2 separate regions of the Homo sapiens genome follow, and region 1 is linked to region 2. A link is an interaction called in ENCODE POLR2A ChIA-PET data of the cell type or tissue named here. Cell type or tissue: Panc1. All regions are shown on one strand. Each heading gives the region's core, and the rest is flanking DNA. Links, peaks and the distances in the headings are about the cores only.

Region 1 (14,011 bases), core at 6,012-14,011, 270 kb after region 2:
CAGGAGAGAAGTAAATTATATGACCTCTTCCCACTCATCCTCAAAAATCAAATTCTCTTCTCTACAAAATAATGAAAGATGACTAGGGATCAAGGTGTTTGCCCAAAAAGATTATTTTTTATGAGTACAGAGTTTCACTGTATTTTTTGCTGCTCAGATCAAGTATGAAATATATACATACACAAACCTGTTGACCACATTCACTCAATGAATAGTTATTGAGCAAGTGTGTGCCAAGTCCTGTGCCTGATTTATGGTGGAAACACTAAAGACGACCCTATCTTTGGGAAATTAATGAACAGAAGGGCATAAAACACATGAACATCTTGAGAGAAGCATTAATTTCCTAAAAACCTTCTAGCATGGGATTGGGTAATTTGATTATATTAAGAATGGCTAAAGGACCTAAGTGTATGCTAATTCTTGGACAGAGTCAGACCTGGTGGCTCACGCCTGTAATTCCAGCACTTGGGAGGCTGATGCAGGAGGATTGCTTAACACCAGGAGTTTGAGACCAGCCTGGGCAATATAGCAAGACCCCATCTCTACAAAAATACCTAAAAATTAGCCAGGTGTAGTGGCACACGCCTGTAGTCCTAGCTACTTGGGAGGCTGAAGTAGGAGGCTCACTTGAGCCTGGAGGGTTGAGGCTGCAGTGAGCAGTGATGGTGCCCCTGCATTCTAGCCTGGGTGACATCAATAACCTATCTCCAAAAAAAAGAGAAAACAATCCTTGGACAGGCTGTCATCCATAGATCCTGCAGAAGGCAAAGCTAAGATTAAATAAACTGAGACAGATTCCAGCTCATAACCAAGAAATTTTCAGAGAGTTTTCTTAATAGTTGAGCAAAATACCTTAAGACATAGTTGCCCATTATCAGAAATGGTCAGGCAAAAGCTGAGTGTCAAGGATAGTTTATTATTTTGCAGAAACATTACCTTCAGGATCAGTAAAATCATTTATTAAATGTGTGTGGTGCTGTAGTAAGAAAATATAAAGAATATGTAGATATAAAGAATATAAAGATATAAATTAGATATAAAAGTATATCTTTTATATCTATAAAGTAGATATAAAAAATATATAAAGAATATGTGGATAGAATGATGTGGAAAGAATTCCTATCATCTAGGAACTTGTAATATATTAATTTCTAAACATTTCTATATATATTTGAAGTGGATTTCATTTTTCCACCTGATTTGTTTAGATTGGGTTTGTACATTTTTATAACATTTATTGTAATTTTTTTTTTTTTGGTGGGGGGTGGTTACAAAAATAACCTGAAAGCGCAAAGAGGAAAATAGAAATTACAACCCAGTCAGGTAGAATTAACAACAGTTAACGTTTTTGGTGTACATCTTGGAGTTTTTTCTGTGAATATTTTGGAAATACTCATTTTTGTCAGCCTGTCATTTTTACTTTGCCTGCCTAGTAGGGGGGCCAGAGGCAGAAGTCATTACCAAAAGGTTAGTGTAGGTCTCTGAGGATGGAGCTTATGAACTCTGTGGGATTGAAGCGTACTTGTGAGGAGTAGCCTTTTCCCTGAATGAGCTCTTGTTGTTGCCATTCTTAGGTAAATGAAAGTGTCTGAAAATCTACATCTAGTGTTGTCAGATTTTTGCCTAGAATGTCTTGGCTTCTTTCGTTACCTCTTCTTCTTATAGCATAAGCATAATTTTTAGACTCATATTTTCATATGCCATATTTTCTGAAAACATGTATTTAAACAAAGAGTACTACATTGAACATCATCTTCATAGTAAATTGCTTTTCATTTAGCTGTTTTTATACCACAAAAAGTACATTAAAGGAAACTGAAACATTACCCAAAGCAGGTTGTAGATCCTGCAGCTGTCACCACTAAAGGGTCTGTTCACTTACAGTTATTGAATAGTCTTATTCCCGTTCAAGGAAGTGGAGAGTAGCAGAGAAAGGAACTTAGCTGCTTATTGTGCTCTATTTCCTTTTCCATGTACACAGTTCTTGCCCATTTGTTTCAGACACTAACATTAAAATGTCCCCTTCTTTACAAATAAAGCATGTTTGGACGTTGATTAAATGAGGCTTCCTTTTTAGAGGTCATTTCATTTGTTGTACAATTCATGCCTTTGTCGCTGAGCCTATAATTCCTGAAATTGGCGCTTTTTCTTTCTGTGTGTGTGTGTTTTACTTGAAATTCAGTCAAAGCTGGAAGAGGCCCTCAACTTGGCAACAGAATTCCAGAATTCCCTACAAGAATTTATCAACTGGCTCACTCTAGCAGAGCAGAGTTTAAACATCGCTTCTCCACCAAGCCTGATTCTAAATACTGTCCTTTCCCAGATAGAAGAGCACAAGGTAAGTATGATATTATGATGCTGCATTCTTTTTGAAAGCACTAATTGAAAGAAATGCCCCTTTATCTTATCTTAAGCTAAAAAAGAGCACTATTGTTCCCTCAGGTTTTTGCTAATGAAGTAAATGCTCATCGAGACCAGATCATTGAGCTGGATCAAACTGGGAATCAATTAAAGTTCCTTAGCCAAAAGCAGGATGTTGTTCTGATCAAGAATTTGTTGGTGAGCGTGCAGTCTCGATGGGAGAAGGTTGTCCAGCGATCTATTGAAAGAGGGCGATCACTAGATGATGCCAGGAAGCGGGCAAAACAAGTAAGTTGGGGAAGAAAGATACTAATTCACTGAAGAGTCTTGGGCTGCATGTATTGAGTCTCTGGGATGATTCTCAAACGTGCTGTATAGTGTGTATATTCATTCCTGTTAACTTATTTCTTATGTAATTTTAGTTCCATGAAGCTTGGAAAAAACTGATTGACTGGCTAGAAGATGCAGAGAGTCACCTGGACTCAGAACTAGAGATATCCAATGACCCAGACAAAATTAAACTTCAGCTTTCTAAGCATAAGGTAAAGCAGTTAATTGCTCTTAGGTCCCAAGCCATAGTATTCGCTAAAGCTTGTATCTTGCCAAAAATAAAAATCAGAGCTAGTAAAAAGAAAACCAATTGGTTAATGTTTAAAAGTCAAAATGATGAAGCCAGGGTTCCATTTTATATCTAGATGGTCTAATCATGATATTTGCTCATTTAAATAACAGTTTAAGGAAAGTAGTTATGGGAGTAACTAGTTAAAACTGTAGGCTTTCACAAATTGTCAGGCACTTCTATATATGGTATAAACAAAAAATTATAAATTTCTTAAGGATAAGCTATGGTTAATTTTAGTTCAAAAAAAGTGGTGATATTCATACTTTATTTGGTTTCTAGCCTGAAAACTCAAATTCTTTTGTTCCAAATCAAGATGTCGTCTGACTTTTAACACTTTTTTCTTTTCTTTCTGGAAACATAGGAGTTTCAGAAGACTCTTGGTGGCAAGCAGCCTGTGTATGATACCACAATTAGAACTGGCAGAGCACTGAAAGAAAAGACTTTGCTTCCCGAAGATAGTCAGAAACTTGACAATTTCCTAGGAGAAGTCAGAGACAAATGGGATACTGTTTGTGGCAAGTCTGTGGAGCGGTGAGCATGAATGTCCCCTTCAGGGGTCTAACCGGGATCCCAAAAGCAAGAGGTTCTTACCAGATTCTATAAAATGGTGATAAAGCTAATGCATCAGTAAGAGGTTTTGTACCATCTTAACACCACCAGTTAGTTCAAAGACTGTTATAATTTAAATAAAATGTGTAAAAATTCTCATTTTAAACTTGAACCTTATTGTATTAGAGAGAGGCCTATAAAATCAAACCAACAATAATAGATCAGTAACTCAAAAGTATTTGTAAATCATCAATTTGTAATACCAACAACTGTCTTATTGACTGCTCTTGGACACTCCAAAGCCTCTACATGCATTACCTCATTTAACCATAATGATACCTGACCTTTGCTGGGCAATTACTACTGAATATGTACCAAACAGTAGCTGATAATCATTTAATCCTCATAACCACTGAGGTGGGTACCATTTTTATTCCATTGTACAGATGAGAAAATGACCATAAAGAGGTTCTTAACTCCCCTAAGGTCACTCAGCTACCCTGTTGGCAGAGCTGAGGTTTAAACCATGGCAGTTTGGTTCTAAAAGTTGTACTTTTATCTATTTGTACCCACTATGCCATGCTAAATATTACAATATTGCTACCCTATTTGTACTTTTTTTTGTTTGTTTGTTTGAGACAGAGTCTCACTCTGTCACCCAGGCTGGAGTGCAGTGGCGCGATCTCGGCTCACTGCAAGCTCCGCCTCCCAGGTTCACGCCATTCTCCTGCCTCAGCCTCCCGAGTAGCTGGGACTACAGGCACCCGCCACCACGCCTGGCTAGTTTTTTGTATTTTTAGTAGAGAAGGGATTTCACTGTGTTAGCCAGGATGGTCTCAATTTTCTGACCTCGTGATCCACCCGCCTCAGCCTCCCAAAGTGCTGGGATTACAGGCGTGAGCCACCGCGCCTGGCATTTTTTTTTTTTTTTGTCATGTTGAGACAGGGTCTAGCTCTCTGGCCCAGGCTGGAGTGCAGAACTTACTGCAGCCTCCAACTCCTGGGCTCAAGGGATCCTCCCACCTCAGCCTCTTGAGTAGCTCAGACTATAGGCATGTGCCACCATACCTGGTTAATGTTTTTTGTTTTTGTTTTTGAGATGGAATCTCCCTCTGTCATCCAGGCTGGAGTGCAGTGGCACTGTCTCGGGTCACTGCAACCTCCATCTCCCCGGTTCAAGCAATTCTTCTTCCTCAGCCTCCCAAGTAGCTGGGACTACAGGTGCACACCACCATGCCCAGCTAATTTTTTTTAATATTTTTATTAGAGACGGGGTTTCACCATATTGGCCAGGCTGGTCTGGAACTCCTGACCTCATGATCCACCTGCCTCGGCGTCCCAAAGTGCTGGGATTACAGGTGTCAGCCACCACGCCCAGCCATTGTTTTTTATTTGAGTAGAGACAAGGTCTTGCTATTGTCCAGGCTGTTCTGTAACTCCTGACCTCAAGTGATCCTCCCACCTTGGCCTCCCAGAGTGCTGGGATTGCAAGTGTGAGCCAACACACTTGGCCTGTACTCCAATTTTTTTTTTTTATGAGGTGACTGAGGTTCAAGGAGATGAAGAAACAGCCTAGGGTCACACAACTGATACAGAGCTAGGAGTTGAACTGATTCCAGATCACTACCAAAACTATCATCTTTTACTTAGAGTGGTATATGAGGTGATTAACACAGACCTTGGGTTGTTAGGGTGTGCCTGTGTGTCACTGGGCTATAAGATGCCTAAAGGGTATCTCTACCTGTCCCCTGTGCTACCCTTAATCCATTCTAGAGGGTGGTTTGATTTAAAATGTCTCACCATCTCTCAGTCACTTTTTACTCTATTTCTTTTTTTTTTTTTTTTTTTGAGATGGAATCTCGCTCTGTCTCCCAGGCTGGAGTGCAGTGGTGCAATCTCGGCTCACTGCAAGCTCTGCCTCCCGGGTTCGCGCCATTCTCCTGCCTCAGCTTCCCGAGTAGCTGGAACTACAGGCACCCACCACCATGCCCGGCTAATTTTTTGTATTTTTAGTAGAGACAGGGTTTCACCGTGTTAGCCAGGATGGTCTCGATCTCCTGACCTCGTGATCTGCCCACCTCGGCCTCCCAAAGTGCTGGGATTACAGGTGTGAGCCACCGCGCCCGGCCTTTACTGTATTTCTAACTGTTCTAACATAGAAGTCACTCTCTATATAGGGTTCAAGCAATATTCCCTTTCAGCGAGGCAGAATTGTGGGCCATTTGTAAAAGGAATCCCTAAAAATGGTAGCGTTTGTGTGCATTTCTCAGGCAGCACAAGTTGGAGGAAGCCCTGCTCTTTTCGGGTCAGTTCATGGATGCTTTGCAGGCATTGGTTGACTGGTTATACAAGGTGGAGCCACAGCTGGCTGAGGACCAGCCCGTGCACGGGGACCTTGACCTCGTCATGAACCTCATGGATGCACACAAGGTAGGGGTGAGGTCTGGGCTACATTGGAGTGCAGTGGGTCTTCTGTATATGACTGCCTAGGGTCTTCTACATATGACTGCCTCTGCCCTTCTTTCTAGGGGAGAAAGAGAGCCTGACAGTTGCTTTGTGTGTTTAAACAAACTGTTGCTGAGATTCTGCATTAGTCACAACGAATTTACCAAAATTGGTTTGATTCAGATTTGGCAATGTGTAAACTTCACTTCAAGGTTGCGCCTCTTCCTGTTTGTTTCTCTCAGTTGAGTCACAAAATGGATCTAAATTCCAACGGAAACCCATAAGATAGCCATTTCCACTGACTCCTAAAATGGAAATGAGTGATTTTTTTTTTAAACCACTTCTGAACCTAACAATCCTAACACCAGGCACGCCAATATTTAACATAATCTCTATCTGTCATGTTGAATTATGTAATATCCTCCTGTTTCAGCACAAGCATTTAACTTTACCTTGAAATTACAACAGATTCTTATTATGTGCACAGCAGATGTTTTTATTTCCCATAATTCTGGAAACGTTAGTATAATGGTTACCATTTTACAGATGAAGAAACTGGGCCTTAAGCAACTTTTCAAAATTATGTATCTCCTAAATGCCTGAGCTAGCATTTACAGCCACATTTTCTGGTTGTTTTTTTCTTTCTTTTTTCTTTTTTTCCCCTTGAGATTGGGTCTCGCCATGTTGCCCAGACTGGTCTTGAACTCCTGGGCTCAAGCAGTCCTCTCATCTCGGCTTCCCAAAATGCTGGGATTACAGGCATGAGCCACTGCGCCCGGCCTGGTTGTTTTTTCTTATGCATTGCTCTGCCTCCCTCTATGCATAAAAGACACATGATTAGAACCTACCAAGAAAATTATTATTTCCCAGTGGTTTCTTGGACTCAAAACATTCCTTGAACAAACAAATTCTCCTATTTTCTTTTCTAGGTTTTCCAGAAGGAACTGGGAAAGCGAACAGGAACCGTTCAGGTCCTGAAGCGGTCAGGCCGAGAGCTGATTGAGAATAGTCGAGATGACACCACTTGGGTAAAAGGACAGCTCCAGGAACTGAGCACTCGCTGGGACACTGTCTGTAAACTCTCTGTTTCCAAACAAAGCCGGCTTGAGCAGGCCTTAAAACAAGTAAGGGATATTTGCTGTCCCAACCCAAGGGATAGATCTGAGTGGGTTTATTTGGTTTTTCTTTTACTAGAATCTGTTCCAGTCAGTCTTGAAATAAGTATAACAGAGTTGAAAATTGATATTCTGAATGTTCTATAAAATTTTAATATTCATTTTGAGAAATAATGAATTCAGTTGATTTTCAAAGATCTACAAATGAAAGATAACCTTTGTGGAGTTTTGATGAGGCCATGAAATGTCTGAATGAACACTGGACCCTTTCCCTAGCATGTCCCAGTATCTAGGTCCTTGGCTGCAGAGAGAGGTTGAATCTTTTGTGCTTGGTTATTTCAGGCGGAAGTGTTTCGAGACACAGTCCACATGCTGTTGGAGTGGCTTTCTGAAGCAGAGCAAACGCTTCGCTTTCGGGGAGCACTTCCTGATGACACAGAGGCCCTGCAGTCTCTCATTGACACCCATAAGGTAATCCAGCCTTGGGGTTTGGTGACCTCATGCTACCTACCACCTTGAGGGCTGCCTACCACTAAATGAAAGCAACTTTTTCTTGGAAATATCAGAGCTCACATGAAAAGGAACAAAACCAGAGTGGCCCTAGCTCATTGGTTTAGCAGGAATGAAAGGGAAGCGACTGATGGGTTTTTTGACACCTTAAACAGTAACATTCATTCTTATAAAAGTAATATATGTTGGTTGTAACAAGTTTTTTAAACATGGTATTAAGAAAAATGTTGACTATTTCATCTTCTTTACTCCTCACCTGCATACGCCTTTGTTTGCCTTATGTTACCAGCTTTAGGCCCTGATCTGATCCCCCAGCACCACTTACTAAGCTGTAGAGTATGGTGCAGTGTCTGGGGTCTCAGTCTGTCCTAATGAGGTGGGAAATGTTTCCCTTTTTAAATTTTTATGTTATCCACTCAGAGATTTTAATCATGGATTTGTTATTATATTCTGTTATGGGTATTTTTTAAAATCATGGTTTTTACAACTATAATTATATTTTTCCAATACAAATATGTTTACCAACATGAAATGAAATAGGATATAAATGAGAGTAAATGAAAAATGGGACTAAAAAAGAGAGAAACTAACTCGAATGGGAAAAGGGGGGCATACCTCTGTGTGTCCTATTCTTTGTTGTCATCTCCACCAGAGAAAGTCATTCTTGTGTAAACCCCTCACCTTCCCACATCTTTTAGAATGAAAATGCCATAAATAACTATACAGGCTTTTAGAGGTCTGCGTTAACACATGGAGGAAAAAGAAAACATTGAAATTTATCCCCCCTCAGTGTAAACTAACAGTGCTGCTAATGTAGACTTTTTACGTTTTTGTTTTCAAATCTTTTTTGTTTAGGAATTCATGAAGAAAGTAGAAGAAAAGCGAGTGGACGTTAACTCAGCAGTAGCCATGGGAGAAGTCATCCTGGCTGTCTGCCACCCCGATTGCATCACAACCATCAAACACTGGATCACCATCATCCGAGCTCGCTTCGAGGAGGTGAGTCCCTGGTTCAGAGGAGGACTGCACACGCCCAGTAAACTATCACTATAGTATAGTATAGTATTTTTCCCCCAGGTAAGGAATCTTTCACTCACTGTGAATAACTCAGCAAAAATTAAGTTAACATTTTAGTAAAGACTGTTTTCTTGGTAATGTGTGGCAACCTGGAGGAGTAGTGTTGGCATAGTGCTATGTTAATGTGACTTCCAGTGGACATGTTGTGTAGTGTCTGCTCCTTCCTGGGAAATCCTGTGTTAACAGGATGTACAGCTGACCCTTGAACAATGTGTATTTCAACTGCACAGGTCCACTTATATGCGGTTATTGTTCAGTAAATACAGTCAGCCCTCCATGTTGGTGGGGTCCACATTCACAGCCAAACATGGATAGAAAATACAGTATTCACGGGAAGCGAAGCCCATGTGTGCAGAGGGCAGACTTTTGCAGGTTGCACAAAACCAATTATAGGCCTTGAGTATGCATGGATTTTAGTATCCACAGGTGGTACTGGGACCAGTCCCCCATGGATACCAAGGAACAACTATACTAGATTTTCTTTCAGGAGGGCTGATATTTTATTCCAGCTCTTATCCCAGTTGTCACTGGGGTAATAGTGAAGCCTCTTGACTGTTTGGGTGGTCTCTCCTCTAAAAAGTCATTGTGTTGGCCGGGAGCAGTGGATCACGCCTATAATCCTAGAACTTTGGGAGGCTTGAGGCGGTCAGATTACCTGACTCAGGAGTTCAAGACAAGCCTGGGCAACATGGTGAAACCCATCTCTACTAAAATACAAAAAATTAGCTGGGTATGGTGGCACAAGTCTGTAATCCCAGTTACTTGGGAGGCTGAGGCAGGAGAGTCACTTGAACCCGGGAGGCAGAGGTTGCAGTGAGCCAAGATTGTGCCACTACACTCCAGTGTGGGTGACAGAGCGAGAGTCTGTCTCCAAAAAAATAAAATAAAAAGCCATTATGAAAATCAGATGAAAAAGGGCTTTGGAAACAAAGGGGGTATGCTTGACTGAAAGAGGCCATGGTTTCCTTCTTTTTCCACAGGTCCTGACATGGGCTAAGCAGCACCAGCAGCGTCTTGAAACGGCCTTGTCAGAACTGGTGGCTAATGCTGAGCTCCTGGAAGAACTTCTGGCATGGATCCAGTGGGCTGAGACCACCCTCATTCAGCGGGATCAGGAGCCAATCCCGCAGAACATTGACCGAGTTAAAGCCCTTATCGCTGAGCATCAGGTATCTTAACCTCACTGTGTGATCACTGGTGTTTTCCGTGTTGGGCATGGAGACCATCTCTGTTGCCCTGTGTATATGTTTTTAAATGGCTGCTTAACACATTACCACAGACTTAGCACTGTAAAACAACACATACTTACTTACCTCATAGTTTCTGTGCTTCATATACCTGGGCATGAGTTGACTAAGTCCTCTTCCTGGAGTCTCCCCAGGCAGAAATCAAGGTGTCAGCCAGTACTGCAGTCTCATCTGGAGTTCAGGGTCCTCTTTTAGGCTCACTCAGGATGTTGGCAGAATCCAGATCCTGGTGGATGTAAGACTGAGGTCTCTACTTTCTTGCTGGCTCTCAGCTAGGAGTTGCTCTTGCCTTCTAGAGGCCCCCTCAGGTCTTAGCCACACAGCCAGCCGGAGAAACTGTCCAAAGTGCTCTATGGAGTCTTGAAATGTAATGAAGAATGAAATGTAATTAAGGGAGTGAATATTCCATCATTTGCCCACACTCAAGGGAGGGGGATTACATAGAGTGTGCATACAGGAGTGGGAATCCTGGGGGCCTTTTTAGAAGTCTGCCTGCCACAGCCTGTTTTTATTGACCATCATTTGAGCCAGGGTCCCACTGGTCCCCATTATACCTGGTTCAGAAAGCTCTCTCGCATGAACCCAGTGGTCAGTGAAGGTGCACATTAGACTAAACTGAATGGAGGAAAGCTCAGGTGGGCCATCTTCATAATATATCCTTAAGAGGCAAATACTATTTTTAACCATAATCATTTATACTGAATTCAAGCGTGAATGTTGATTAGTTATACTGTAGACTATATGGTCTTTTTAGTTTATATAAACAATTACCCCAGCAAGTGAGAACTCACTATACAGATAGTCCCTGACTTACAGTCTCTCAACTTTATCATGGTTCAAAGGTTATACATATTCAGTAGAAACTATACAATTAGAGGCCAGGCGTGGTGGCTCACCCCTGTAATCCCAGCACTTTGGGAGGCCAAGGGGGGCAGATCACTTGAGGTGAAGAGTTTGAGACCAGCCTAGCCAACATGGTGAAACCCTATCTCTACTAAAAATATAAAAATTAGTCGGGTGTGGTTGTGGTTGCCTGTAATCCCAGCTACTCAGGCGGCTGAGGCAAGAGAATCACTTGAACCAGGGAGGCAGAGGTTGCAGTGAGCTGTGATCGCACCATTGCACTCCAGCCTGGGCGACAGAGCAAGACTCCATTTCAAAAAAAAAGCACTTTGAGTGCCCATCCAACCATTCTTTCACTTTGATTACATGAGATAGTCAACACTTTATTATAAAATAGGCTTTGAGTTAGATGATTTTGCCTAACTGTAGGCTAACGTGTTTTGAGCATGTTTAAGGTAGGCCAGGCTAAGCTACGATGTTCCATAGTTTAGGTGTGTTATATTTTCAGCTTAACGATGGGTTTGCCAGGATGTAACTTCATCGTAAGTCGAGGAGCACCTGTCCTTCCTGTGGGATGTACCTCCTCTCTGAGAGATTATCTTCTTCCTATTCAGTTCTTCTCCTTTCTGTTTTCCTCTCTCTCCTCTATGTCTTCAGTCTCTCCCTGTTTATTCTTTTCTCTAAAGCTTCCAGACATGTCCTTCCAACCCAGAGTTCCCCTCCTTTTTCAGCTACGCTTCTTGTTCCCTGTCTCATCTCCTTTTTTCCCATCACTCCCCAAGTCCCTGTGGTCTGGCTGACACTGTTCTGGTCACATTCTACTGGCTAAATCCAACAGAGTTTTTTCAGTCTTTATTTTGTTTGACATGTAACCTAGCTGGCTCTTCATCCCTTCCCAAAACTTCCCTTTTGACTTCTGTGTCCTTTAATCTTTGTGTTTTCCTCTGATCTCTCTGACCGTTCCTTTTTAGCCTTTTTAGCTGGTTCCTCTTCCCTGCCTATTCATCAGTGTTGTTCCCTGACGTCTCATTCTTGATGCTCTCCTCACTCTGCTAAGATTTATCTGGTCTAACAGCTTTAGCTATTACCTATAAAGCTTCTGCATCTTTTTCATCTTCAGCACTATCATCTCCTAAAGTCCAGACATACAGTAAACTAGAAGCAGTTCTAAAATTTCCACTTTATCTTTGCCCCCTTGCCTGACGTCATTTGTCCATTCCAGATCTGCCCCCCCTTTCCTCATTCAGAGGCCTGTGATGTCTGGAGTTCCTCCTTTTCCTCACATCTAGCCACTCACCAGGGCTTGTCAGTCCCACTTTCAAAATACCTCTTGGTTCCATCTTTCCTGCCCTGGCTCTGGCCCTCACCATGTTTTGCCTCAGTTGCTGCAATGGTTTCTTAACCTGTCTTCTCACTGCTAGCCACTCCCCATCCCACACTTACCCCCACCCCCACATCACTCCATGTTTTACACTGAAGCCAGAGTGATAGCTGTAAAGCATGGGTCTGATCATGTCTCTTACCTGGATCGAAATCCTTCAGCTGCCCCCTGTTGCTCTCAGAATAAATGGCCAACCCTTAGCCTGACACAGAAGCCTTTCGTGATCTGTCTCCTGCCTGCCTCTCCAACCCTGCCTCTTGCCATTCCTCTGATTGCATCCTCTGCCCAGCCAGTGAGTGGAGGGGTCCTGGTCACAGCACTGTCAGGCATCCCTGTCTCTGTTTGGGTTGCACCCTCTTCCAGGACTGCCTTCCCACCATTTGTTGACTGTTTCTTCATTGCTCAGTGTGTCAGTCCGTTTGCATTGCTATAAAGGAATTCCTGAGACTGGGTAATTTATAAAGAAAATAGGTTTATTTTGGCTTACGGTTCTGCAGGCTGTACGGGAAGCATGGTGCCAATATCTGCTTCTGGTGAGGGCTTCAGGAAGCTTAGAATCATGGTGGAAGGCAAAGGGGAGCCAGCGTGTTACATGGCAAGAGAGGGAGAGAGAGAAAGAGGAGGAGATAGCAGGCTCCTTTTAAACAGCCAGTTCTCATGTGAACTAACAGCAAGAACTCACTCATTACCATGGGGAGGGCACCAAGGCCATTCATGAGGAATTTGCCCCCATAACTCAATCACATCCCGTTAGACCCCACCTCCAGCATTGGAAATCACATTTCAACATGAGATTTGGAGGGGACAAATATCCAAACTACATCCCTCAGTAACTCAACTCAGGCACCAGCCTCCACACAGCCTTTCCTGCCACCACAGGCCGTAAAGTACCCATCCTAGCTCTTCCTTTGCCCCCATAAGAGTAAAAATACAATATTTAACTCTTTTTCCTATTTTTTGTGTTTAACAGACATTTATGGAGGAGATGACTCGCAAACAGCCTGACGTGGACCGGGTCACCAAGACATACAAAAGGAAAAACATAGAGCCTACTCACGCGCCTTTCATAGAGAAATCCCGCAGCGGAGGCAGTATGTTTCCAGCCCCCTGTGTTAGGATGCTTCATTCCTGCTAATTGAGGATGAGCACTTTCCAAATGCCTATCAAAAAAAATTATATTCCATTTTCAAAAACCGTGTTGGTTTTGAACCAAAATCTCTCATTTTTGAAACTCACTTTTCTTACATTGACAGACAGTAGCTGTACTCCATATTCTTTGGTATGATTGGTATGAAATTACGAGGTGGTTAAGCTTATTTTTTAACAGTGGCCTTTCCATTGTTTTGGTTATCAGCCCTAGCTGTTTACATTTGGCTTGTACTAATTTAATCAACACAACAGCTTCTACAGAATATGTTGCTTTTTTAGTTGAGTTAACGTGTCATCAGCTCACTAAGGTAGGACAGAATTGCTTGGAGATATGTAGGCAGCAGGTAAGTATGTGCTGGGAGGATCAGTACTTTTGGAATTAGTACACCTCCGTATCTAAATATTGCCAAGTCCCGTATTTCTTTTCTCAGTTATTGACTGGATATTATTATAAAGATCTTCTAGGTTTATACATACAGCTATTTCTCTTTGTATACTAACCAGCTGTTCTAATCTTGTGATTATTTTTCCTTTTAGGGAAATCCCTAAGTCAGCCAACCCCTCCTCCCATGCCAATCCTTTCACAGTCTGAAGCAAAAAACCCACGGATCAACCAGCTTTCTGCCCGCTGGCAGCAGGTGTGGCTGTTAGCACTGGAGCGGCAAAGGAAACTGAATGATGCCTTGGATCGGCTGGAGGAGGTAATGCC
Region 2 (15,620 bases), core at 3,676-11,675:
GAGGTTATATTTGTGTCCTCAGTAAGCCCATAAAGGTCAGCCAGTGTGCTACCTTACATTGTAATTTTCCTTTTCAACATTCTTTTTTTTTTTTTTTTGGTTAAATTTTACTTTAAGTTCTGGGATACATGTGCAGAATGTGCAGGTTTGTTACATAGGTATACATGTGCCATGGTGGTTTTCATTCGTTTATGTACTGAACATAATCTTAGTACCTCACAGACAGTGCACATGTACTAACACCTTTCCTGAAACCTTAAAATATAAGAAATATAGAAATACAGGTAGTTTGTAAGTCTTTGCTCTTGGGGAAGCCAATTTTGGATTTCCTTTGTCTTTTTGTCCTATCATACTCCTTGAAAGGGGTAGTAAAAGCATTTTTCTCTTTTTCCCTCTCTGTAGTTCACCCCAGTGGGGCACATAGTTGCTGGATTCAGCAACGTTCTTTCCCAAATGATTCTTAAGGCATGCGGGTCACTGAGGTTTATTTTTAAATCCATAACCCAGGGTTCAGCAGTTGTCCTTACTGAATTCCCGTGTGGAGGCTTTCAGCTGCCCAGACACCCCCACGTCTTTACTGGGCACATTCCAGCAGTCCTAAAGTCCTGACCCTCAGGAGTGAAATTCTGGTCTGGTGTCTCACTCCTGGAATTCCTTCATGAGGCATGGCTATGGCATGAATCAGGTGTCAGATTGGAAAGCCAAGAGATCAGGTGGCTTGTGATCATAATATAAAAAATTTCTAACTGGTAAAATGGTTTTGGAGACTTAATGCGTATTGAAAGTTTCTTTCTGCTTTATTGTCAGCCTTAGCCGCCTCTTGATGGTCTCTTTAGTTCCTTTCCTGGATTGTCTAGGAGCATGCTGGAGGCAGTCAGAACATAAGGAGTTAAATTGCAGTGAACTTATGGAGAATGATTAAACAGTGATTAAGTGATATTTTAACTTCTGTTTACAGGGGAGAAATGGATGTCATCAGGAAAAGGGTTTGTTTGCAGTTTTGACTGAAGTCATCTTATCTTAGCCAGGGCTGCCTGCCCTTATTCAATTTCATTTTTAGCTGCAAGGTGAACTCCCCCACACACTTATTTTCTGATGTCCATCTTTGTCTTTGCTCATATTCCACCCCTTCCTTTCTTTCCCCAGACCCCGTGTTGCTCTAGGAAAACTTGCTCCACTCAGAACAGAGTTGGGGTGGGACTTAGCTGCCCTTCTGCATCTTCTGTTTCTGGAAGTCTTTGGGATGAACCATACATGGGAGAGTCAGGATACTGGAATGCCATTGAACTAGTGGAAAAAGCACTAGATAGGCAATTGAAGAGGCCTGGGTTTGAATTCCAGCTCTGCTACTTATTAGCTATGTGATCTTGGACAAATTACTTAATCTCTGTAAGTCTTAGTTTCCTGTTCTGTAAAATGGAGGTGATAATTTCTACCTGAAAGAATAGGAATTAGAGAGGATTAGAGTTATATATGTAAAGAGCATTGCCTGACACACACACAGTAGGCATTCAATTATGTGTGATCAAAGAGGTCAGAGTTGATGGTAGAATTTAGACTGTCTCGGTTAGCCTTTTGCCTGTTTTTCCCAGTGCTAATTGTATAGTTTATATATTATAGTTTAAAGTTATGCTGCCAGGCGCGGTGGCTCATGTCTGTAATCCCAGCCCTTTGGGAGGCCGAGGCAGGTGGATCACTTGAGGTCAGGAGTTCGAGACCAGCCTGGCCAACATGGTGAAACCCCGTCTCTACTAAAAATACAAAAATTAGCCAGGTGTGGTGGCACACACTTGTAATCCCAGCTACTCACGAGGCTGAGGCAGGAGAATCACTTGAACCTGGGAGGTGGAGGTTACAGTGAGCTGAGATCACACCACTGCACTTCTGCTTGGGTGACAGAGCAAGACTCTGTTTCAAAAATGAAATTTTAAAAAAATGAAGTTATGCTCTCCTTTGCTTTTATTACAGTCTAGTAAGGAGCTTGGAGGGCTTTTAGACCCCCATAATCTCCATCACCCTCCTCAAAGCTGCTCTAAATAAACAAATTTAAGTAAAAAGTATTTGTTATATAAATGCAGGATGAAGACTTATTATGATGGCTTTTCCTCTTTCAACCAGATTGCAAGATACAAGCCTATTTTTAATAAAATTTCTGGTTCCCTACTCTGGTACTAATGCAAAGATTTATTTTTCTTAGGGATGAGTTGTGGCCAATTGATATAAAAGGAGATATAGGCCAGGCATGGTGGCTCGTATCTGTAATCCCAGCACTTTGGGAGGCTGAGGCAGGTGGATCACTTGGGGTCAGGAGTTCAAGGCCAGCCTGGCCAACATGGTGAAACCCCATCTCTACTAAAAATACAAAAATTAGCAGGGCGTGGTGGCTCATGCCTGTAATTCCAGCTACCGGGGAGGCTGAGACAGGAGAATCGCTTGAATCTGGGAGGCAGAGGTTTCAGTGAGCCGAGATTGCGCCACTAGACTCCAGCCTGGGCAACAGAGCGATACTCCACCTCACACGCACACACACAAAGAAGATGTACTTTCTTCTTTTGATACTTTTTTACATATTTGACGCATTTGTGATAGAGAAATGGATTATGATTATTCTATCCTTCTTCCTTTTACTAAGGTAGAATGAGCCAAGGTCAGTGGGGCCTGACGGATCTCAGGGCCTTTGCTGTTCCTCTCATCCCTGGCTATGGTTGGCTAAGTCTCTTTTTCTTAGGTCTCAGGGTGTTCAGCTGTTTTGGGAACTTGTTGAAAATTGTTGCTTTGCAGTACAAAAGACACTCTGTTACTTTTTAATCAATATCTTTTTTTTTGAGACAGGGTCTGGCTCTGTTGCCCAGGCTCGACTACAGTAGCCCATCTCTGTTCACTGCAGCCTCTGCCTCCCGGGTTCAAGTGATTCTTGTGCCACAGCCTCCTGAGCAGCTGGGACTACAGGCGCGTGCTACCATGCCCAGCTAATATTTTTGTATTTTTAGTAGAGATGGGATTTTGCCACGTTGTCCAGGCTGGCTTCGAACTCCTGGCCTCAAGCGGTACACCCGCCTTGGCCTTCCAAAGTGCTGGGATTATAGGCGTGAGCCACTGCGCTGGGCCAGTAATCAGTATCTTTTTAGCATATTACTTATTTTGGGGGGATCCTCCAAATCAGGGGTCTCCAGTGTGCTAAATATTTGATAGAGCATAGGGAAATTTGAGTATTTTAGTTTCCGAGTATTAGTAAAGAGTGGCTCACATTGCCTTTTACTTTATACGTTCATGCATTGGAAGACTTAATATTGTTAAGATGGCAGCACTCCCCAAACTGATCTATAGATTCAATGCAATCCCTGTCAGAATCCCAGTGGGGTTTTTTCTTCTTCTTTCTTCTCCTCCTCCTCCTCTTCCTCTTATTCTTCGTCTTCCTCTTCCTCCTCCTCCTCTTCTTCCAGAAATTGGCAAGCTGCTCCTGAAATTCATGTGAAAATGCAAGGGACCCAGAATAGTCAAAACAATCTTGAAAAAGAACAAAATTGGAGGACTCACACTTCCAGATTTGAAAACTTACTACAAAGCTACAGTAATTAAGACAGGATGGTACTGGCATAGGGATAGACATATAGATCAATGGAATAGAATTGAGAGTCTAAAAATAAACCCTTACATTTATGGTAAATTGATTTGTGATAAAGGTGCCAAGACAATTCAATGTAGAAAGAATTGTCTTTTCAACAAATTATACTGGGACAACTGGATATCCATATACAAAAGAATGAAATTGGCCAGGCGTTGTGGCTCACGCCCATAATCCCAGCACTTTAGCAGGCAGAGGTAGGTGGATCACGAGATCAGGAGTTCGAGACCAGCCTGGCCAACATTGTGAAACCCCATTTCTACTAAAAATACAAAAATTAGCTGGATGTGGTGGCGGGCACCTGTAATCCCAGCTACTCGGGAGGCTGAGGCAGGAGAATCGCTTGAACCCGGGAGGCAGAGGTTGCAGTGAGCTGAGATGACGCCATTGCACTCCAGCCTGGGCAACAGAGCAAGACTCCACCTTAAAAAAAAAAAAAAAAAGAATTTAAACCCTGACCTCACACAACATATAAAACTTAACTCAAAGTGGAACATAGACCTACATATAAGAGCTAAAATTACAAAACTATTAGAAGAAAACTTAGGGGTAAATCTTTGTGACCTTGGATTAGGTAGTGGTTTCTTGTAGCTAACACTGAAAGTATACACAAAAAAGAAAAAAATAGAGAAATTATACTTGATCAAAATGTAAAACCTTTGTGCTTCAAAGGACACTACCTAGAAAATGAAGACACCTCACAGAATGGGAGAAAATATTTGCAAATCATATATCTAATAAGGGACTTATATCCAAAATATATAAAGAATTCTTTGAACTCAACAGTAAAAAGAAAACCCAATAAAAAAATGGGCAAAGGATTTATATAGCCATTTCTTCAAAGAAGATATACAAATGGCTAATAAGCACATGAAAAGATGCTTAGATGCTTAACATCATTAGTTATTATGGAAATGCTAATCAAGATCACAATGAGATACCACTTCATACCCACTAGAATGGCTTTAATAAAAAAGAGAGTGAGGATGTGGAGAAATTGGAACACCCCCAACATTGCTGGTGGGAATATAAAATGGTGCACCTGCTTTAGAAAACAGTTTGGTGGTTCTTCAAAAAGTAGAGTTGCCACATGACCCAGCAATTCCAAAGTATATATCCAAAAGAAATATTATATTCATAGAATATAGAAAACATATATTCATAGAAAACTCGTACATAAATGTTCATAGCAGCATTATTCATAGTAGCCCCAAAGCAGAAACAGCTGAAACATCTATCAACTGATGAATGGATAAACACACTGTGGCATATCCATACAACAGAATATTATTTGTCAGTGAAAAGGAATGAAGTACTGATTGATGCTAACATGGATCAACCTTGAGAACATTAGACTAAGTGAAAGAAGCCAGACACAAAAGGCTTGTATGATTCCATTTATACCATTTATACATAATAGGCAAATCCATAGAGACCATAAGTAGATTAGTGGTTGCTAGGGGTTGAGGAGGGGCGAATGGGAAGTGACTGCTAATTGATATAGGGTTTCTTCAGGGGGTGATGGAATGTTCTAAAGTTAGATAATGGTGATGGTTGAACAACTCTGTGAACATACTGATACTTAAATATCCATTGAATTGTTTACCTAAAAAGGGTGAATTTATGTTAACCAAATCTCAGTGAAGCTGTTATAAAAATATTAGGCTGATTTGTAGGTATGAATAGTATTTGTCTGTTTGTATTGGGCCCCTTATTGCTGCCACTGAGAATCTTGAAGTTGTCTTGAATATTTTGCTTCAGAACTGTCACTGTCTTGAGCAGGCAAGTTACTGTTGCCCCAAATCTTCAAGGTGAGAAACAGGTTTGCAATCATTTTTTTGCAGGAGAATACATGATGGCACTTTATATCAGGAAGCGAACTTTTAAGGTGAGCACTCTGAAGTTGAAGCATTTCCAAGTTTTAAGTGGGACTGTGCCCTACCTTAGTTCTTACTTCATCCTTTAAACTGTGTGTCACACTGGAGTAGGCAGTTTCCCAGCCCCATACCCAGCTCCACCAAGATCCTCACTTCTTTCATCATTTGCCCATTTTTCCCCAGGCTATGTTTGATCTTGCTCTGAGGCCTTCTTTCTTGGGAGGTATAGCGAGAGTAGCTGCAGAAACCTCTGGGTGGCACCCTGCCCCCACAGGATTACCAAAGAATGACATGTGTGGAAGAGGCTCAGGCCTGTGTTGGCAGGAAGAAGTGACTCATTTTTCATCAAAGGAATTTCAAAGAACATATAATGACAGGATGATGTCACAGGAGCAGGTGGAGACAGGAACCTTGATTGAGCTGCTGGAAGATATTAAATGGTGTGGCTGCCTGGGCAGTCAGAATGATTGACCAGCATAAATCACAGGAAACATCACCTGTTTTTTAGTTCCTATTTCATGAGCCCTGGTGTGGGCAGTGCTGTTCATGTGCCCTCAGAGCATATGGTTGAGTCTATGCATGTCTTGGGTATACTGTGTTTGTATCTGGGTGAGATGGCTCACAACATCCTGTGCTAGTCATGGACTTCTTTTTCATGCAGGGCGGCGTGTGTGGGTTCCTGCACTGTGTGCCTCAGTTCTATAGCTAGCAGGGTCTGTGTCTTGGAAATGAGCCTCACATGGTCATACTGGCTGGTTTGAAGGCATGACATTTCCTCTGACATATTTAGAGAGGGGAACTTGCCTTGACATCAGAAGGTCAGATCTCAGAATTTTTTACCTTATTGCCAAAAGTACCCTAGTTCCATCTAGTATTTTGGCAAGAGCTAGATCTTTGCTCAAAGCCCAGTTAAGTCTTGTGGTGGTGGTGTTTTTCTTCTTTGAGTAGAGGGCCCTCCAATGGTGTTGTATGGTTGAAGCTGATAAGGTGAGGCGGAGTGTGGTGGCGGGATGGAGAGTTTCAGTCAGGATAAGTCTTAGTATCTTTTCATATCGCAAAGCAGTAAAGTTGGTTAGGTTATTCAGGCTGTTATTTATATTAAGATTGTGAAAGAGTGCTCCTGGTCATCATCATGCACCTACCAGAGTCTGTGTGATTATGAGGTTGGAGGCTAAATTAGCCATTTACACAAAGATAAAAGAGAGGCTAGCATTGATAATATTCTGCCTCAGGTTTCAGGCCTCTCAAGGAAGGTCTTAGGAGAGATGGCTTAGCAATATCAATTGCTGCCTTTGTGCTTATAACTCGTTCATCTGAAGATGGCCTGGAAAAAGGGACTTTTAGGCTGCATAGGACACCACCAAAAAAGTAGAAGATACTACCTCTCTTTAAGATGTATCAGGGCTGGTGCTGGGCGTGGTGGCACACGCCTGTAATCCCAGCACTTTGGGAGGCCGAGGCAGGTGGATCACGAGGTCAGGAGATCGAGACCATCCTGGCTAACACGGTGAAACCCCATCTCTACTAAAAATACAAAAAAATTAGCTGGGCGTGGTGGCGGGTGCCTGTAGTCCCAGCTACACGGGAGGCTGAGGCAGGAGAATGGCATGTACCTGGGAGGTGGAGCTTGCAGTGAGCCGACATGGCACCACTGCACTCCAGCCTGGGCGACAGAGCGAGACTCCGTCTCAAAAAAAAAAAAAACAAAAAAGGAAAAAGAAAAGAAAAAGATATATCAGAAGAGCTGGGCATGGTAGCTCACACCTGTAGTTCTAGCTACTCGGGAGGCTAAGGCAGGAGGATTGCTTGAGCCCAGGAGTTCAAGGCTATAGAATAGTGCCATGATTGTGCCTGTGTAGTCACTGTACTCCAGCCTGGACAGCATAGAGGCCCAGTTTCTTTAAAAAAAAAAATTTTTTTTTTAAATAAACCCAAGATATATCAGAAGCAAGAAGGAAAAGTTAAAAAACAACAACTATAATTTGAAAGGGAGGAAGGAAAGCTTTATTTATTTCTTGACACAGTCTTTAATTGTTACGTTCTTCTGGCTGATCATGAGTTTTGTTTTTAGACAATATTACTAGGTACACTGTAGGATGTAAACAGATCTTTGGAGTAGGATAAGAAGGAAATGAGTCAGATAACTTACTTCTTAGAGAAGGGTGCTGGACTTTCCGGGGGCTTAGTTAGCAATATTCCTCCTCCCTGCTAGCAGCCATCTCCCTGTATCTCTTCATGAAATAACAAATCATTAGAAGAGATTTTTAACCTGAAGTGCTGAAGGACCCAGGGAAGAAAGTTCCCTAGGGTGTATTTGATTTGGGAGCCCCCTGAGGGTAATCTGTGGTGATGCTGTTTCAGAAGTCACCACCTGACTCGTTGTCAGATGAGTCTGAGCCCAAGACTCGTACCTGCCACATAATATATACAGGTCCTCTCTCCCTTTGGTTATGAGCTAAAGGCCTTTAATCATGAGGTAGAGGAGTGGATAAGGGAGAAATATCTGAAACCCAATTAACCAGATTCCAGAATGTTAAGGGAATCCATGTGGGGGCTGGGATTCTGAACATCTCTCTCTCTCTCTCTCTCTCTCTCTCTCTCTCTCTCTCTCTCTGTGTGTGTGTGTGTGTGTGTGTGTGTGTGTGTTTTGGTGGGGGGTGAAATGACTTTTTTTTTTTTTTAATTTGAGACAGAGTCTCACTCTGTCACCAGGCTGGAGTGCCGTGGCATGCTCGGCTCACTGCAACCACCAACTCCCTGGTTCAAATGATTCTCCTGCCTCAGCCTCCCGAGTAGCTGGGATTACAGGCACGCGCCACCACGCCCGGCCTAGAAATGACTTTTTTAGGGGCTCACCTATAGGATAAAATCCAAACTCATCTTGTCATTTAAGATCTTTCATAATCCAGTCCAACTTTCTATAACATTAAATCAAAATTATACATGTTCTTACTTTAAAAGGTTAAAATATTACTATAAGGCATATGACAAAAATAATCTGTATTTTCCACTATTTTTTTTTAAGAGACAGGGTCTCACTCTTCCACCCAGGCTGGAGTGCAGTGGTGTGATCATGGCTCACTGCACCCTTGAACTCCTGGGCTCAAGGGATCTTCCCACCTCAGCTTCCTGAGTAGCTTAGACTATAGGTGTGTACCACTGCGCCTGGCTAATTTTTTTTTCTTTTTGTAGAGTTGGGGGTCTTGTTTTGTTCTCCAGGCTAGTCTCAAACTCCTGGCCTCAAATGATGCTCCTACCTTGGCCTCCCAGAGTGCTGGGATTGCAGGTGTGGGCCCCCACACCTGGGCCACATTTCTGTTTCTTTTTTTTCTGCACACACAAACAGCCAGAATATATTTCTTTCTCTTTTACTAGTGATTCTTGATTTTTTTTTTTTTTTGGTTTTGAACATTATCTGTTGATATTCTACTACAGAAAATTAGGGTTTAGTTTTTTTATTCTTACCCCCTTAACGTACACACTTTCTCTTCCCCCTTCTTCCCAAAGTCACACGTTATTGCCGTTATATTCAGTGTTCAGATTATTGTGATTATATAAATATTGCTTAAAGGTGAGCTATGTAATATACTATGATTACATTTCCTTTTTGGACCAACTTTTAATTTTTCCTGGAATTAATAATTGCCATATTTTGTCACTTGTTTACTGATCTATGTACATACCTTCAGACTCTCTCATGGGACTCTAAGACTTCTCTCTCAGTATGTTGAAACATATCAAATAATCTTTTAGTTCAATAGTCTATTTGGAGACATCCCCCAGGAGCTTTCTCTTATTCACTCTGGATGGGTTGCTCTTAAAGCCTTTAGTAAAGCTGTCATCCTGGCACTTCCCTTCACTATCATACGGGGAAATTCCCTCACCTGTCTTCCCTGTTGGATTTCATGTTTCCCAGAGCTGATGTCGTATTTCATGATGTACTCCATTTTTTCATTGTGGTATATCCTAGCTTCCTGAGAAAGGATACAAGGGAGGTAAATGTTTTTGAGACTTTGCTTATCTGAAAATGTCTTATTCTACTTTTCATTTGATTAAGAGTTTGAGTATAGAGTTCTAGGTTGCAAATCACTTTCTAGCAGATTTTTTAAAAAATTATTTAAAATTTTTTTGTAGAAATGAGATCTCGCTATGTTGCCCAAGCTGGCCTCAAACTCCTGGCTTCAAGCAATTGTCTGGCTAATACTGCCTTTTAAGTCTCTCTAAGGATATTAATTAGAGGCTGTCTTTCTCTCTCTCTCTCTCTGTCTCTCTCTCTCTCTGTCTCTCTCTCTCTCTCTCTCCTCTCTCCTTCCTTCCTTCCTTCTTTCCCCTTTCCCTTCCCTTCCCTTCCCTTCCCTCCCCTCCTCTCCCCTCCTCTCCCCTCCCCTCCCCTCCCCTTCCCTTCCCTTTCTTTTCTTTTTTCCTCTGCATCCAGCATTGTCTCTGTTTCTTCTGAGCTCCTTCTATTTATTTTGGTCTCTGTCTTTCATGTTAGAAGTTCTCTTAAAATGTCTGATGTTTCTTGGTGATCTTCACATTTAAGACTTGGGCCCTGGCCAGGCACAGTGGCTCACACCTATAATCCCAGCACTTTGGGAGGCCGAGGCAGGTGGATTGCTTGAGCCCAGGAGTTCAAGACTAGCCTGGGCAACCCCATCTGTACAAAAAATTACAAAAATGAGCTGGATGTGGTGGCGCATGGAGGCTGAGGTGGGCAGATTGCTTGAGCCCCGGAGGTTGAAGCTGTAGTAAGCTGAGACTGCGCCACTACACTCCAGCTTGGGCAACAGAGTGAGACCCTGTCTCCAAAAATAAAAAAAGAAAGAGCTGGGCCCTAAAATGCTGATTGGTGGGACTCGTTAACTGGTATACTCCTAATGAATAACCAGGTAGAGGAGGTTGGTTTCCCCAGGAAAGACTGGCCAGTCTCCCATCTGGGGGCCAATTCTGGTAGCTAGAGCTCTGGGCCAAGTGGAGCAATTGGCCAGTCTGGAAGGGCCTCATCGTTCATTGTCAAAGTTTATTGATTGATTGATTGATTGATTGAGACGGAGTCTCACCCTGTCACTCAGGCTGGAGTGCAACCTCTGCCTCCCAGGTTCAAGCAATTCTCCTGCCACAGCCTCCCAAGTAGCTGGGATTACAGGTGTTTGCCACCATGCCTGGCTAATTTTGTATTTTTAGTAGAGGCGGGGTTTCACCATGTTGGCCAGGCTGGTCTCGAACTCCTGAGCTCAGGTGATCCACCTGTTTCTGCCTCCCAAAGTACTAGGATTACAGGTGCGTGCCACCACACCCAGCTAATTTTGTATTTTTAGTAGAGGCGGGGTTTCACCATGTTGGCCAGGCTGGTCTCGAACTCTTGAGCTCAGGTGATCCACCTGCTTCGGCCTCCCAAAGTGTTAGGATTATAGGCGTGAGCCATCATGCCCGGCCCATTGTCAGATTTCATTTAATATCCCTGTTTTCACTGAGACACCTGGCTCCTGACCTCACACGGGCCTGAAGACTTCCAACCAATCTTGTTTTCAGCCTTACTCTGCAGCATGCCTTCTCCTACCAAGTCTTCAGAGGTTCCTGGTGCTTCCAATTTCTGAGCCTTTCTGGGATTCTGCAGTACAATTTACCTTGTTTCTTATTGTTGCCCATTTCCTGCAGGCACTTAGCAGAGAGAAAGAAAGCTGACATTTAAGTTTTCGACCATTTGTTTATCCACACTCCAGTGTATCAAACTTTTGTTGCTATTTCTTATTCTTATTTTCTGTGGGTTTGTGCCATTTTAATTCTCTTACTGTCACTTTTCTGAGGTTTCTGAAAGGGAGCTAAATGTGCTTATTAAATTTGTGATGGATACCCCAAAGTTGGCAGAAGTTAATCTTCCCAATTTACTTACCTCTCTCTGAGCCTCCTCAACCCCAACCCAAATACACAAACCCTGTGGTTCATTCTAGTGTCACTTGTACTTTCTGTTTTTCATTCTCTTCCTCATGCTATCTCTCCTCCTGGAGTGTTTACTCTTCTTATTTCAGACTGTTGAAATCCTATACATTCTTCTAGTCCCAGGTTATATTTCTTATCTATGGAAGCCTTTTTTTTGACTTCCCCAACAGGAAATGACCATTTCATTGACTGAATTTCTGAAGTTCCATTCACTGAGTTCTTATAGTCTTGCCCTCCTGACACAGCCTGTACTGCTTTATGTTAAGACTATCTGTATACATATTTCTCCAGTTAGATTGTAAGCTCTTAAAGGATAGTAGCATAAGACTGGCTTTGTAATTTTTTTTGTTATTGATAACAATCAACATAGTACCTAGGCAACTAAATATTTCACAGAACCACAGAATTTTAGAGCTGGAAAAGAATTTAGAGATCTAGAATGTGAACTCATTTTATGAATGAGTAAACAGATCCAGTGTAGTTAAACGATCCTGAAGTCATTTAATAAGCCAAGAACAGAACTGGACCTATAATCGTCTCTAGTTCTGTAATGTCTAAATGCATTGATAAAATCTGATATGTGCTTATTTAGATATTCTGGTTTATCAAAGGTTAACCAGAGAGTGCTTTTTGTTTCATTCTTGTTGAAAATTTTTGTCAATATCTTTTTGGTTTTAGTAATTAGGTATGCCATAGGTAATTTCTTTTCTTTTCTCCCTCCTTCGCTGCCTCTCTCTCTTCTTTCTTTCTTTTTTCCTCCCCTCCCCGCCCCTCTCCTCTCTCTTCCTTTCTCTTTTCTTGTCTTTTCTTTCTTTCTTTCTCTTCTTTTGTGTGTGTGTGTGTGTGTGTGTTTGTTTTTGTTTTTTTTTTTTTTTTTTGATGGAATCTTGCTTTGTCACCCAGGTTGAAGTGTAGTGGCGTGAGTAGCTGGGACTACAGATGTGCATCCCCACACCCAGCTAACTTATTGTATTTTTTCATAACAACAGGGTTTTGCCATGTTGCCCAGGGTGGTCTCGAACTCCTGGGCTCAAGAAATCTGCCCTCTCGGCCTCCCAAAGTACTGCGATTACAGACGTGAGCCACCGCCTTGTGCTGTCTCTCTTTTTCTCTTTCTCTCTCTTTTTGATAAAAATCAGGATCTTGAGTATTCTGGATTTTGTCAAAAACTGAGCTGGAGGTGGTGCGGTGGCCTGTAATTCCAGCACTTTGGGAGGCCGAGGCAGGTGGATCACTTGAGGCCAGGAGTTTGAGACTGGGTTGGCCAACATGGCGAAACCCCGTCTCTACTAAAAATACAAAAATTAGCCGGGCGTGGTGGTGTGCCTGTAATCCCAGCTACTTGGGAGGCTGAGGCACGAGAATCGCTTGAACCTGGGAGGTGGAGTTTGCAGTGAGCTGAGATCGCACCACTGCACTCCAGCCTGAGTGACAGAGTGAGACTGTGTCTCAAAAACAAACAAACAAAAAAACCCCAAAACAACAACAACAAAAACTAAGCTGGATAATAGTTTTCTTCCCAGGCATATATGAGCATCAGAGACCCAAGGATTATAGGTAGGGAAAAAATGTAGGCAACTGTATTGAAGGTGCTCTGATTTTTAAGAAAATTTTAAAAATTCACTGGATATGATGTATTTGGGGTGATTCTTTCTTTCTTTTTTTTTTTTTTTTTTTAACCTAGCAGTAAAGTACAGGCCCAGTTGGGTCCTACTTAAAGTTTTCCTGTTTGACAATTTATCAGGAATTATTATTGCTTAAGATAGCTTTGAAGTAAATTGTCTGTGTCAAAGACCTTCCTCCACTTCTCTCACTTACCTAGCTCTTGGCAGCTGTTTCCAAAATGTTTGCACTAACTCCATAGATTCATGTCTGAAGGATTAGATACTCCAGGAACATCTATTGGGAGAAAGTTTAACTACAACTGTTGTCCATTTTTCAATTAATGTGCCAGTCACTAATCAAAAAAACAGATGCTGTCGTTTTCCTCATCCACTACTTGGGACACCTAAGGATGGATGGACAGATACTTAAGAGGCTGCCTCCTTCTTCTGAGATTGGGCTTTTCATCAGGGCTGTGCCACAGGGTGTGATGCTGTGTGATAGCAGATGGCTCTGCTTCATGCCCATTACTTTTTGTTTTATCCAAAGTAGAAGCTGTGGTCCCCAGATTTTAGAGAGTAAGGGCTTAATCATACTCATTGGCTTTTCTGCCTTTGCCTGTTTCTGCATTGCCACCTGGCTGCCATTAGAGGGAATTCATTACAACTCTGAGTCCCTGCAGGGAGCTGAGAGGAGCTATCCTTGTGTTTAGGATGGGACATGTGTTCTTAAAACTGGGCCAGGCACGGTGGCTCCCAGCACTTTGGGAGGCCGAAGCAGGTGGATCACTTGAGGCCAGGAGTTCGAGACCAGCCTGGCCAACATGGTGAAACTCCGTTTCTATTAAACATACAAAAATTAGCTGGGTGTGGTGGTGTATGCCTGTAATCCCAGCTACTCAGGAGACTGAGGCACAAGAATTGCTTGAACCTGGGAAGTGGAGATTGCAGTGAGCCGATATCTCACCACTGCACTCCAGCCTGGGCGACACAGCAAGACTCTGTCTCAAAAAAAGAAAAAAACAAAAAACTTAAAAATGGTTACCCAGATTTCCTTTTATGACTTGTTCAGTCAGAGGCAGCTGGGAGGATGCACGCTGGGGAAAGCATTACTCACCAGGCACACATAGTGGCCCTGACTGCTGGCAAGTAGTCTGGGCTGTGTTAAGAGTGAGTCACCTCGGGGAATGGAAAAATTGCAAGGTACTGAGGGGTAGGAGTTGTGTGCCAGTGACTGCTCCTTTTCTGTCTGCTATTTTCTCTATAAGGACTCATCACAAAACCATAAATACTGACGATCCTGTTGAGGCAGCCGTGAAGCCAACCAACTTTATGGTGATAATGTTTCCCATAAAAGGAATGAGCTGACTGGACATAGCATTGTTGCCTTCTATGTTACAGGTGTATATAGATTTTGACACAAGCTTGAACTTGTATAATGAAAGTTCCATGTGTGAGAATTTCATCAGAATAAAAGCAACACAGTTTTCTTTGTTGTTTAAAAACTTAGTCTTCTGTGTCTATCTATCTTTGTCCAGTAGGGGTCACTGAGGGTTAGGCTCTCAATAAGAGAAACACTAATCTAGTGATAAATGAGCTGGATTCCTTGTCTATTGTGACATCTTTGTATATTCAGTACTATGTTTTTTAAAATATTAGAGCAGAAACAAAAGGCGTGAACTTGTATTAAGAACTTTATGGGCGAAGCGCAGTGGCTCATGCCTGTAACCCGAGGCGGGTGGATATCACCTGAGGTCAGGAGTTCGAGACCAGCCTGGCCAACATGGTGAAACCCCGTCTCTACCAAAAATACAAAAAAATTAGACGGGCATGGTGGCGCATGCCTGTAATCCCAGCTACTTGGGAGGCTGAGGCAGGAGAATTGCTTAAACCCGGGAGGCAGAGGTTGCAGTGAACCGAGATTGTGCCATTGCACTACAGTCTGGGCAACAAGAGTGAAATTCCATCTCAAAAATTAAAAAAAAAAAGAATATTTCTGGACAAAAATAACAATCCTGGGCAAGATTCTGGAACAGTCCCCATAGACAGGGCTTCTTTTCTTCGTATCATTTTTTTCTCCATTTCTTTAAGATGTTGGCTACCAGAGTTTCCTGGAAAAAGCTTACTAGATAGATATTATTTCATTGGGGAAAAGGGTCAAAATGCCAGAGAGAGAGATTACTTAAAATGGTAATATGGCTGTTGAGGTTGACTAGATATTCTTGTCCTTTCCCTTTTTGAAGCAATGCTGTCGAAGCCTAATTTGACTTAGTCATTGAGCTGTTCAATACCACACATTACTTTCACTTACCTTCTTGCATTTGCCACTGAGGATGACTTGATGCCCTGCTAGGAGGTCTCTTGTGTGGTAATCATAATAACAAGAGTTGGCATTAATGAGTCAATGTTTAATGCTTTTTAAATAGTTAATGCTTACTGTGTGCCAAATATATTATGCATTTTCTCACTTAATCCTCACTGTAACACTGTGAAGAGGTAATTTTATTATCCCTTTTTGACATGAGATAACTATGGATTAAAGAGATTAAGTAATTGGTTCATAGATACACAACTAGA

Evidence for each region. Peaks named below come from ENCODE experiments on the same cell type or tissue, not always from the same donor. Only the 100,000 strongest peaks of a DNase experiment are listed, where the experiment ranks them.
Region 1: POLR2A ChIA-PET joins it to region 2 with 12 read pairs; 3 of 35 experiments call an interaction of 5 or more read pairs at or near these places.

The regions. Positions count from the first base shown.
Region 1 is chr1:39,445,247-39,459,257 of GRCh38, forward strand. MACF1 (microtubule actin crosslinking factor 1) reads left to right here. Exons shown (of 101, transcript NM_001394062.1): 81 at 2,186-2,341; 82 at 2,446-2,652; 83 at 2,787-2,906; 84 at 3,348-3,517; 85 at 5,806-5,965; 86 at 6,910-7,104; 87 at 7,438-7,566; 88 at 8,461-8,604; 89 at 9,663-9,851; 90 at 13,124-13,244; 91 at 13,840-14,003. Among named protein-coding and RNA genes, the nearest start is that of BMP8A, 39 kb to the right of the region's middle. In Panc1, for the core only: no CTCF peak of the experiment used is centred there; a DNase peak (open chromatin) is centred at 6,197.
Region 2 is chr1:39,178,100-39,193,719 of GRCh38, forward strand. It overlaps a transcript of MACF1 not described here. Among named protein-coding and RNA genes, the nearest start is that of MACF1, 19 kb to the right of the region's middle. RefSeq lists enhancers at 5,042-6,241, 5,482-5,996, 5,751-6,020, 5,997-6,510, 13,409-13,951. In Panc1, for the core only: a CTCF peak has its summit at 5,761 (motif pointing right); DNase peaks (open chromatin) are centred at 5,802 and 7,802; H3K4me3 peaks cover 491 bases; H3K27ac peaks cover 7,633 bases.